Regions from separate parts of the Homo sapiens genome. Here region 2 is linked to region 1. A link is a contact called in ENCODE Hi-C data. All regions are on one chromosome and are shown on one strand. The core of a region is the stretch at or near the end of the contact, and the rest is flanking DNA. Distances in the headings are between cores, read along the strand shown.

Region 1 (5,705 bases), core at 1,464-3,963:
ACAGTAGCTGTGAGGGACCACAGAAGGCCAGGAGTCCCCAGGGAGCTTGATCTGGTCTAAAGTCTCTGCCTAGAGATCCAGACAGAAAGACTCTGGCTTCCTCAGTGGCCAGTAGGGTGGGTGGCCACACTAGGGGCCATCTTCAGAGTAAAGGCTTCTGAGAGGAGGTAAGCTTGGCATTGGACTGGACAGGCAAATTGTGGCACCTGTACACTCTCTTCATCTCTGTCAGACTCTGGAGGCTGCAGGCAAGGGCTAGTTAGCTGCCCAAGCCCCTTTGGTGCATGGACAGGAAATTGGCACATGCACTGTATGTGCTCACTTTTCACCTACACAGGCTCATGGGTAGAGCTGGACACTCTCTGGAAAGAAAGAAACCTCCCAAGCCACTGATGTCAAAGGCAGGAATGCCTCTAGGGTACTTCTAGGCAAGAGTCCAAGGGCCCTGCCTGGGCTAAACTACACAGGCCCCTCACTGACCTGGCATCCTGGATGCCACTTCTGCCATTGATGCCACACTGGCAACGGGAGGGAGGAAGACTTCCTACTTGCCTCCTCAGTAGCCCAGGGTAAGAAGTAGCCTCCTCTCCTGCCCCGAACCAAATGGTCCCTGCCTGGGGACACCCTGGCCTATTTTCTTAGCTCCTTAGCAGTAAGCCAACCGCCTAGGCCCTTTTTCTACCTAGAGAGATTTCCCTTAGATTTCCTGGTGCTTATGCATGTTCTACCCTCTCTGCCCAAGTTCCTTAGAGGCATACAACAGGCACTCAAAGGAAGCTCCTTGATGGCGTAAGAGACAGAAATTGATAAGGCCAAGTATTGCCTGATCCCCAGCCCTTGAATGCTGACAGTGAAAGTTTTCCAAAGGGCCAAGAGCTGACCATATCCCTTGGCCTTGGCACATATGCCATCCCTGAGGGTGGTAGTGGTTAGGCCTCATTTGGAGGATGATGGTGGATGAGGGGGCACAGGGATGGGACAAGCCACAGAACAACTTGCCATCTTCTAGTGAACAGCAGGAGCAGAGACAAAGCCTCCTCCAACTCTGACACTTTGTTTCCAGGCCACCAACCCTATCTCAAGGTTAGCTCATAGTTAGAGGCAGCCACAAGCCCAGCCAATCATCCTGCTTTGAAGAACCATCTACAATTTTTTGAAGAGATAATAATGTGGCCTTTGTCTTTCTCCTCCTCTCATTCTCACTTTCCCTGTCCTCTAGTCCTTTATGTGGTCATTTTCTGGCCCTTCTCCAAAAAGGAAAAAAAAGGGCACCACCAAGCTAGGCTGAAGAGATGATTGAGGCAGACCTGTTCCTCTTGTGAGCTGGCTGCTCCATGGGGCCTGGTAGTGAGGCCAAGACAGCAGATGGGAGTCCCTCTGCCTCCTCCTTCCTCGAGGAAAGGTTTACAAAGCTTACTCCCTCCCAAGTGTCTTGGGTGTACCCACTGCAGGAGCTAATGAAAGTGGATGTGATCCCATCCACCACCTGGATACCGGTACAGGCCCTAAGTGGGCAGACACACACCATGCTGGTAAGGGTGCCATTTGTCCAAAGCAGGCAGATGGATTCAGCAGCTGCCTAGGTCACCTGCCAGGTCTGGACTGGGCCAGGGGCTTTTGGCACCAGCTTCAACAACTTGGACCCTTTCTCAGGACTCTGAGCCAAGGAAAGTTCTCCAGAAACTGAGAAGCCCATCCCATCCTCTTCCCCAAGCTTGACACTAGGAGAAAACTTTCAGTCAAATATTTCTGTCATGACAAAGACCTCCAAAGGTCATCTTATCCATCCCCCAGGCTCCAGACTAGAAAATTTTTCTTTCAACCTGGTTAGTCAACCCTTTCCTGCCATGCTTATGCATTCTGGTCTCAAAGAAGGCACCGTGAGTCCCTGTGCTCCAGTGGTATTTGTTTTGGATGCTGGGAGCCATGTATGCCGGCTTCTAAGAGCGGAATGGGGATCCTCCGGGGAAGGTGAGAATGGAGTCACGTGGCAGAGCCAGCAGGGCAGGGGGCACCCGGGGGCCCAGTGCCTCTCTCCTGCTAAGGATTGACTGCCTCTGCCTTTCTGGCCGCCTGCCTGCATCTCAGTTTCTAAGCAGAGCCTGGAGCCTGGCCTAGGGAGCAATGCGAGTCCCAGCCCAAGGCCTTCTGAGAGCAGCAGAGCGGAGCAGCCCCAATCAGCCTTTGGCTGCCTTGCTTCCTGCAGGTGGAAAAATCATCCTATTTATCCCCAAATGGATTTGTCGACTTGAACAACAAACAGACACAGAAACACACATGGAGTCATAGACATATGTGCAAAAATGGATCCAGAGATGCACATACAGTCTTTATGTCTGCCTCTCTCTCTCTGCCTCTGCCTCTCTGTCTCTATGACTTTGTCTCTGTGTCTCTGCCTTTGTCTGTCTCTGTCTCTCTTTCTTTCCCTCTCCCTCTTTCAACTCTTTCTCTCACTCACCCTTTCCCAAGGCCCCTCCTGCCTGCATTACAGCATTTATCAAAGTGGCCTGACCTCATGTTGTAAAAATATACAGCATGGAACAAAATCCACCTTAAACTCTCTTCTAAATATATTAAAATAATAGGAATTCTCATCTGCCTGATTGAATTTGCTGCTTGATATTAGAAGCATGCCAGGCCCTTCCGGGCCCAGTCAGGGGCAGGGAGGGGCTGGGATTCCCTGCCTGACTCCTCTCTCTTGGCCAACAGCTCTGCTCCTTTGGGTGGGCGGGGCCAGAGTGAAGGAGTTGGAGCTGTGTTCTGGCCAAGAGACCTTGGGCGGCCACCTCAGCCAACAGCCAGCAGCTAGCACAATCCACTGAGCACGTGCAGACAAACACTGTGATTTCTCTGGCCCACACAGCACCCCATCTTGGTCTGGAAGCTGGGAGCCCCTGCCCCTGCTCCCATCTGCACCAGTGCTCACAAGCCGTCCTGGAGGGACTCCCGGGTTTCGCTAACGGCCACATCTGTGGCCCATGGGACCAGAAGCTTCTTGAAGGCAGGGACCATATGTTGCTCTTTTCTGTATCACCAGGATCTAAAATGTCCTGGTACAAATAAAAGCTTAGGGGAAACATTTGTTGAATAAGCAGATTAATTCATTTATTCATTCAACTTATATTTATTGAATACTTAGTAAGGGCCCAGTGCTGATCTAAGCACTGGGAACACAGCAAAAAAAACAAATAGATGTCAAATCCTGCCTTCATGCAGCTTTTATTCTAATGAATAAATAAACTGGCCCACTCAGCCCACAAGAAAAGATAACCACCACCCTGGGTCATGCTTCCCCTCCAGGTCTCTTGCTCCTTCATGGAGCAAACCATCCAACGTGCAAAATCTTATACTCTGCTTTTCAGAGGTACAGCAGATGCCTCATCATGGCTTGCTCAGGACTTGGATACCAGCCTACTGGCAATTTAGGGCAACACTGTGCAGGCAGAGGAAAGGATGGGGCAGGGGCCTGGCATGAGACTCCCATACTTGCTTAGGATGGGGGCTGGGGAGTAGGTCTGACTAGCGGTGAAGGGGGCTCCCTGGTGGACAAAGTTTGGTGCCAAAGGGCAGGGGCACAGTCAACAGTGGGCCTTGAGGTTCCAAGAGGAAGTAGTCACAGGATATTAATCAGATGGGGCAATGCTGCTGCAGGGAGTCAGCTACAGTTGGATTTAGCGTCTGGAAGAAGAGCAAGTGTCATGTAGAGAAGGGCCCCAGGGTGGAATGCGGAGAAATGAAAGGTTGGTACAAGTAATGTTGTGCTGGTAAATATTTAACAGCTTGCTCACGGGGAGGGGAAAAAAATCTCTGATTTGTAGTGTTGCCAATTGCCATGGTATAAATACTCCCACAGTGGCTGAATTCAAGCTATGAATATGACATCACTGGATACAGCTTTGTAAAGAGATATGCACATGCAGTTCTCATGAGCCAATGTGAGCCTTGGCCTGGGCTGGGGGTCAGAATCAGAAATTTATTTATTGGAGGGGGACTGGCCAGTAGATGGAGGATGAGTGGTGACTGAGGTTGCTTGTGTCATACGGCCTCTGCCTGCACTGGCTTGGAGATCTGTAGGCTGATTTGACACCTGCAGAGGAAGGAGAATACGAGTGGTTTTGTGTGTGTGTGTGTGTGTGTGTGTGTGTGTGTGTGTGTGTTTGTGTAAGTGACTGGGGGTCATGGAGAAATACTGATAATTTTGATCCTTAAAATGATAGCCAGTCGGGTTCAGTGGCTCACACCTGTATTCCCAGAGCTTTGGGAGGCCAAGGCAGGTGAACCATTTAAGCCCAGGAGTTCAAGACCAGCCTAAGCAACATAGCAAGACACTGTCTCTACAAAAAAATAAAAAAATTAGCCAGATGTGGTGGCATATGCCTGTGGTCCCAGCTATGTGGGAAGATAGCTTGAGCTAAGAAGGTGGAGGCTGCAGTGAGCTGTGTTTGCACCACTTCACTCTAGCCTGGGCAACACAGTGAAACGCCATCTCATTAAAAAAAAAAAAAAAAAAGATAACCCCACTTCTATGTAGTGCTTTTCTGTGCCAGGCCCTGTGTAAGCATTTTGCATGTATTCATTTACTTGACCTCAAAACCACCCTGTGAGGTAGGTTGCTATTATTATCTCAGTTTTACAGATGGGGAAAATGAGGCACAGACAGATTAAGTAACTATCACATGTCACATAGCAGTCTGGCTCCAGTCTGCTTTCAGTCGCTATGTTGCACTGCCTCTTGTCTTACTTCCCTAATGGAATCTTCTTGAAGTAGACCTCTTGCCTGGGCCCGTAGTACCCAACAGGGCTCTCTGGCCTGGCCTGCTGCTCCTAAAATGCTTCCTTCCACCCATTTCTCTAGAACGTTCCTGCCAGCTGGGGCAGCTGCATGTGACCTCTCTGGGCCTGACGCCACCCACACCCCAGCAGACTCAGCTCTCAGCTTTATTCTTTGTGACAGTGAGACCTGGGACGATGATATGTGTGTGTCGAGGTGAGGGGTGGCTAAGCATGGGTGGCCTTTTGGAAGAGGGAGGCAACTCTGTCTGGGAGGAGGAACAGGAAAAGGAAAGAAAATGAGCATGAAACCAGTGGAGGAGGGGTGGAAGCTCCAGTCTTGCGCTTGGCCCACGCTGCTCTCAGCATTGCTGTGACCTGTACACACACTCAGGGCAACGTGAGGTGGGACTCGCTGAAATGTAAACAGGATGAGAAGATATGGGCTTCTGCAGGAGGCTTGTGGAATTGACTCATCATTTATAGCATGTGTGTATGTGTGTGTACATGCACAGGCCTGCTTACACACCCATATTCAAAAGAGAGACTGTAGCTGAGTGTGATCAGCCAGGTACATTTGTGGGATGCTGTGACTGTGTATGTCAGAAACATTGACGTCCTTGACTCCTGGAATTTCCCTGGACCTCTGGAAAAACCCAGGGGAGGTTTGGCAAGAGCTCCAGAGAATGTCTGAGAGGGTGCCGAGAGGGCCAGACTGGCTCTAGGAGGGGCTTTCCTCTGTGCTGAGATTACCAGCCCTCCTCCTACCCCTATGAGACAGCAGTCCTCAGCCTCCAGCACATGCCTGGAGAGTGGTGAGGCATTTCCTCTGAGCCTTACTCCGCAAAGGGAAGAGACAAGACGTCTGAGGAAAAGCTTGTGAGGAAACACCTGGGGTGAGCACCTGGACTGGCCTGGACTTGGCTGTCCCCGTT
Region 2 (5,792 bases), core at 1,192-3,691, 110 kb before region 1:
TCCCATGGGGCCTCCAGTTCTCCAGGGCAGAAGATTCCAGAGTCCACTTGGATTGCTGCTCCTGTGGGGAGTCCTACCTTCAGGAAGTTATTCCTGGTGTCTGACCTCAAGCCTTACTGGTATAACCAACTCATTTTTTTTTTTCCTATTGTGTCTAAAGAATTGTGAGGGGGAGTTTTCTTGTTTAAGATCAAACTGCGAGTAGAGCTCAGAAGATTGGGAAACACAGGCTGCACTAGGAAGCCTGAAGAGGCTCAGAGTCTGCAGGAGTGGGAGCTGAGGTGACTGGCCCCTCCCTCCTAGCTGCCTTTGAGGTTCCTGTCCCAGCTCCATGAAAAGAGGTCTCATGGGGTGATGGGAAAGGGCTTGGTGCAGCCTCTTCCTAGCTGTGTGACCTTGAATGGAGCTAGTCCTGGAGCCCTGGTCATTTGCCTCCTGGTTCAGGGGTCTGTCACAATCTCTCATGGCAGTGTTAGTTTCACCTGTTAGTCAATTATTCAGCTGAGTGCTGTGTGCCTATCCCAGAACTAGGCACTACTGGGGGTGGGGATGGCACTGCCAGGAATGTGACTCATGTGGCCAGACCCTACCCCTCAGAGGCTCCCAGCCCATTAGCCCTTCCTAGCCTAACCTCCTCCTCAGTAAACAACCTGGGCTGGGGCTGGGGGCTGGGGGTCCTGCCAACCCAACTGAATTAGGTAATTAAAATCTCTCCTCTCCCCCTGACAGATGACCTCTAAGGTCCGTTCCAGCCCTATGATTCTATGATTCCAGCTGGGGGTATCCAATTAACCCTTGTCATGCTTGCCTGGGCTTCGTGGGCTGTGAGGTGGGAGGGTTGGAGACGCAGAGGTCTGGGGAAGGCCCATTCTCAGCACATACCAGGATGCTCCACCTCCTTCTTCCCCTCTTCTCCCCTCCCCACCTCCCTGCCATGCCAGGGTGGTGGTCCTGGAGTTACAGTTGCCAGAGTAAGGACAGGGCTACTGGTGGATTTGGCTCTGGGGTACTGCCTCTCTCCAGCCAGGGCTAAAGGACAAGTGACAGACCAGCTGTGGCTTTGCATAGTATCTGCCTGGCTCTTTGTCAAGGCCCAGGCAGAATATATTTCCCAAGGAAGGCCTTGAAGGACTGAGGCACTGCTAGATGGGAGCTTTGTAAGCAAGACAGGGTGGGAGCAGGATCACTGGTCAGTCAACAGGCCATCAAGAAACCCTGGGTCCTGGACCATGTGTTCCCACTCACCCAATTCTAGTGCACAGCAGCCTCCTTCTGGGGGTACATTCTGTCCATTCTTCAGGGGCATGAAATTTGGGTGAGGGTTGAATTCCAACTCAGGATGGTGGTGGAGTTATATAGACGTGGTGATTGTCAGAGCTGATGTGTGCCTTAGAGACTGCCATAAACAGGCACCTTATGGGCCACTTAAGACCCTCAAAGTGTTTTCTTTGGCTCACACAGTGCCTACATTAATAAGAAATGAGCTGCCATCACTTAAAATTCAGAGTTTGATGTAAAAATTCAGATTTATAACTTCTAAAAAAATCTGAATTTCTAGTAATACCAAGCTCACATTCTCGCAGGGCAACCGACAGCTGGAGCTGAGCGACAGCTGTCTCCTGAGCCAGGGCACATGCTCTTTGCTTCTTCATGATCCCCACCTGCCTGAGTTTGCCCTTCATGTGGCAAATGGGGAAACTGAGGCCCAGAGAGAAAGGCGGGCACTTGCCCAAGGTCACTCAGCCCAGGTCGGGGACAGAGCCAATATTTGAACCCAGGCCTCCTGCCTGCTGGCCAACCCCAGACCCTTTCCCCATCCTCCTCCTCCCCAGACCTCTGCCACGGGGCCACAAGGCTCCTCTGTCAGAACCAGCCCCCTGCGTTCCCAAGGCCTGACAGCCTCTGTGGCCAGCCTTTGTCCAGCCACCTTCCTGTGTAGCCCCTTCAGCCGCCCGGGCCCCAGCCCTGGCCCAGGCCCCCTTCGGGTGAGAGCAGAGGCGCTGCGGGGCCTCTGCAGCCCGGCCCCATCTCCCGCAGCTCGGAACAAGAATCTCATTAAGTGCAGGGGGCGGCTGCCGCCGGGCCTGGGGCGCCCTGACCACAGAGCTGGCTTCCTTCTGCAAACAGCCCAGGCCAGGCCGGGCTAGACCGGGCTCGGGCTGGGCGGGCCTTGTGTGTGCGCACGGAGCGGGCACCGCAGCCGCCCCTCGGCTCCTCCTGCTGCCTCGGGCCTCCTCCCCAGCCCGGCCCTCTGCCGGCCCCATCCCTGCTTGGGTCTCCCTACCGCTCCTCCTGCCCCCCCACCCCTTTATTTCTCTCTCCCTTCCACTCCTTTCCTCTCTCGGCCCGGCTCTGTTTCTGCGGCATTCTGTCTTGGTTTTGTCATCATCTCAAGTGCAGCCCCGTTCTTCTCCGTGGTCTAGTTTCCCATCTCAGCCTCCCAGGCCGGCCTCCTCCCCTCTGTCTCCGTCTTGCTGTCTTGCTGCTCCAGAGGGGTGCCCTCGTAGGCTCTGTCACTCTCCATCTCCGAGCTCCACTCTCTGTGTCTCCTCGCCAGTCTCTCGGCTTTCTGTGTCCCTTGGGTCTCCCTCACTCGGGCTCTCTGGCCTGCTCTGAGTCTGGGTTTCTGAGGCTGCCCCAAGGCACTTCTGCGGAGGTTTGCTGTGCTGGATAAACATGGCCCCAGCAGCAGGACGTGAGGAATTCTGCTGACGGCGCTTTCCTCAGGGGCTGAGGAGGGGCAGTGTGAGCCTGCGGGCAGGGGCCTCAGGGAGAGGGCAGTGTCTTCTCCATGCCTGTGTCCCTGCCTTCTGACCCTCTCAGTCAGCTCAGGGGTGTCTCCCCAGCTGGAAAAAAAGAACAGGCCCCAAGGGGCTGCTCACCTGGCCTCGCCCGCTCCCCAACAATCTCCCCTGACACACACACACACACACACACACACACACACACACACACACGCAGCCGCAGCCGCCGCAGCCGCAGCCGCAGCCGCAGCAGCAGCAGCAGCAGCAGCACACACTTCCCTCTGGTATCTGCAGCCCAGAACCAACTAAATGGAATTCAGTCCTGTGTTTCTCCTGGCCTGGCCTGCCTAGACCTCAAGGGCAGGGTCTCTGGGAAGGGAAACAACCCAGAAGACCTTGAAGCAAAGCATTGGAGGCAAGGACCCGTTAGAGATCATTGCAGCCGTCTCTCTGCTCTCAGATAGCTCCCTGCCCTTTGCCATCATTCCATACTTACAAGCCTTACCCCCTGAGGAAAAGCTTATCCCCTACCCCCTATTTGGAGGCTTTATCCCACTGTCGGTTGGAAGGTTCTTTATTTAAACCGAAATCCTTGTCCTGAGGTTCAGATACACAGAACTTGGGCGTGCCTGGGATGCGCACGGTGTGCGGCACATGTGCGGTGGTGTGAGTGAGGCCGTGTGCCTACACAGAGTGGAGAAGGGGTGGTTTATGTGTGGGTGTGTGATGGGGGCATCAGGTGAGACGAAGGTACAGGGAGCTTAGAGGACAGATGATGGCTCCAGTGGCAGAGAGGCCGAGGGGCAGAAGGCCTGGTATAGTGGGGGAAACTGTGGATGTAAGTGTGAGGAAGGGGACGAAGAAGGAGGAGCCAAATGATGCAAGTCCGGGAGGCTTCCTGAAGAAGAGTCTGGGCCAGATTTGTGGGAAGAGCCTTTCAGACTGAGGAACATCAGGGGCTATGGAGGTGTGTGGAGATGTGAGAGGGTCGCCAATGGTAGGTAGTGGAAACTGCTTCCAGGACAAACATTCCTCTGACACCTACTCCTAGTGTGAACAACTCATCCCAGTTTGCTCAGGACTGTCCCAGTTGTAGCACCGAAAGTCCTGCATCCTGAGAAAAGCCTCAGTCCCAGATAAACCCGGACAGTTGGTTACCCTACCTACCTACTGACCTCCCTACCCACCCTACCTACCAGGCAGTGTGCACCAGATGGTTTCAACCTCACAATAACCCATAGTGGGGCGGGGAGGGGGGGCAGCTATGGTGTATTAGCCCTATTTTACAGATGAGAAAAGGGAAGCCAAGAAAATGTAAATAACTTGTTTTAATGTCACACAGTGAGTTTGAACCCAAGGTCTGTTGTTTCACTGCACTGCATTGGTTTTGTTGTTGTTTTTTGTTATACTAGTCCCTGAAACCTTCAGGGACAAACTTAGTAACCATCCCCCCTCCCGCTCCCCTCCCCCACACACATTCCAACCCCAACCGTTTCAAAGTCCTGACATGAGGCAGTGTCATTTGGACCTACTGCCCAAGTTCCACTGGGCTGCGAATGGGAGTGAGGGTGGGCTAGGGGAAGGGGGGCTTCATCTCTTTTAGCCCAAGGCCTACCAGGGCTTCACTATGGACTGCCACCTGTTGATCTTTTGGCTTCTCCCTCAGCTGGGGGCAGGACCAGCTGCTGGGGGGTGAGGGTGGGAGGCGGAAGCTGGAGGAAGTGCTGACTTGGGGGGTGTCTCTAGGGCCTTGCTGGGTTCCTGGGCTCCAGGTGGTGGGTCTGGGGAGGGCTGGCTCAACATCTGAGAGCAGGCTGGGGGTTGGGCCCCAGGAGTCCCACACTGCTGGTCAGCGCCTCCGGTGTGCTGGGGTGTGAGGAAGCGGCCACAGAGCAAACAAACAGAGCCTGTGAGGATAGGAAGCAATTACGGACCACCCGGCCTAGGCTGCTGAGGAGCTGCGAGTGGGGGGGTAGGCTGAGTCAAGAATAGGCCGCCATCTAGGTGTGGCCTGGGGCAAGGCCAGGAAGTAGAATGAGTAGGCTCTGGGCTGGTGGTGGAGTTCTGGGGAGGTGATAACCAAGTGACCCCCTACCTTGGAGAAAATCTCTCCCATTCAGAAATTACCTTGGTGGGCAGAGGATCCAGAGGCCTAGTCCAGAGGCCTTGGTCTTAGGTCTAGCTGCAGAACTTCTGAGTCTCATCTGGAGCCTGTCCCTTCTGCTCTCTCAGCCTCAGTTTTTCCATCTGTATAATGAAGTGCTTGGAATGAATGATCTCCAACAGTCCCTCCAGGTTTAATAGTCCATAATGCCATAAAGCTGCTGAGACATAAGGATTTATTTTTATTTATTTATTTGTCTTGCTCTGTTGCCCAGGCTGGTGTGTCGTGGCATATCATAGCTTGGCGTGATCATAACTCACCGTGGTCTCAAACTTGCTCAAGCGATCCTACTGCTTCAGCCTTCAGAGTAGCTGGGACTACAGGTGGTCGCCACCATGCCCAGATAGGATTTCTTAGCTTACAAGGATTTATTGAGTATCAGTTGTATGCAGACCCTGGGCTAAATGGTGGGGTTGAGGGAAGGAGTTCAGAAGTTTAAGACTGGTGCTTTTTCCTTGAGGAATAGTACTATCTTTAAAAATGCTACGTATTAAATGTTTACATGGACTGGGAAGTTTATTGAAATGCTTTCATTGAATTTCTTCCTAAATCTGCGAAGTAGGTAGGGAAATTATAATCCCCATTTCACAGATGTAGAAACTAAAACTAAGGGACATTAAGTGACTTGCCTAAGTCTACCTGTTTAGGAAAGAGAGACTCAGGAGTGATTTTTTTTTTGGTCTTTTTTCCCCCTTTTTGTGGAGAACAGGGTCTTACTATATTGCCCAGGAAGGTCTTGAGCTATCCTCCTGCCTCTGCCTCCCTAAGTGCTGGGATTACAGGCTGAAGCCACCGCACCCAGCAGAAGTTTACCTAGATCAGTTTTCCTCCAAAGTCAGTGCTCTGAACCACAGCTCTAATACTGTAGATGATAAACCAGTAAC

Evidence for each region. A loop is a pair of places that touch in the nucleus more often than their neighbours do. Pooled maps may share reads with other maps.
Region 2: a pooled map shows a loop between it and region 1 (2.8-fold over the local background). The contact joins two enhancer-like sites. A Hi-C loop is called at or near these places in 1 of 168 maps with a recorded cell type or tissue (PC-3), 1 of 37 single-sample maps with no recorded cell type and 5 of 50 pooled maps.

What each region holds. Positions count from the first base shown.
Region 1 is chrX:69,022,403-69,028,107 of GRCh38, forward strand. No RefSeq gene overlaps it. Among named protein-coding and RNA genes, the nearest start is that of PJA1, 140 kb to the right of the region's middle. Within about 2 kb of position 2,714, at least 11 of the 41 ENCODE cell types and tissues checked have a DNase peak (open chromatin) inside an H3K27ac peak, as active enhancers do.
Region 2 is chrX:68,910,158-68,915,949 of GRCh38, forward strand. No RefSeq gene overlaps it. Among named protein-coding and RNA genes, the nearest start is that of EFNB1, 84 kb to the left of the region's middle. RefSeq lists enhancers at 1,927-2,591, 2,592-3,256. Within about 2 kb of position 2,442, at least 2 of the 41 ENCODE cell types and tissues checked have a DNase peak (open chromatin) inside an H3K27ac peak, as active enhancers do.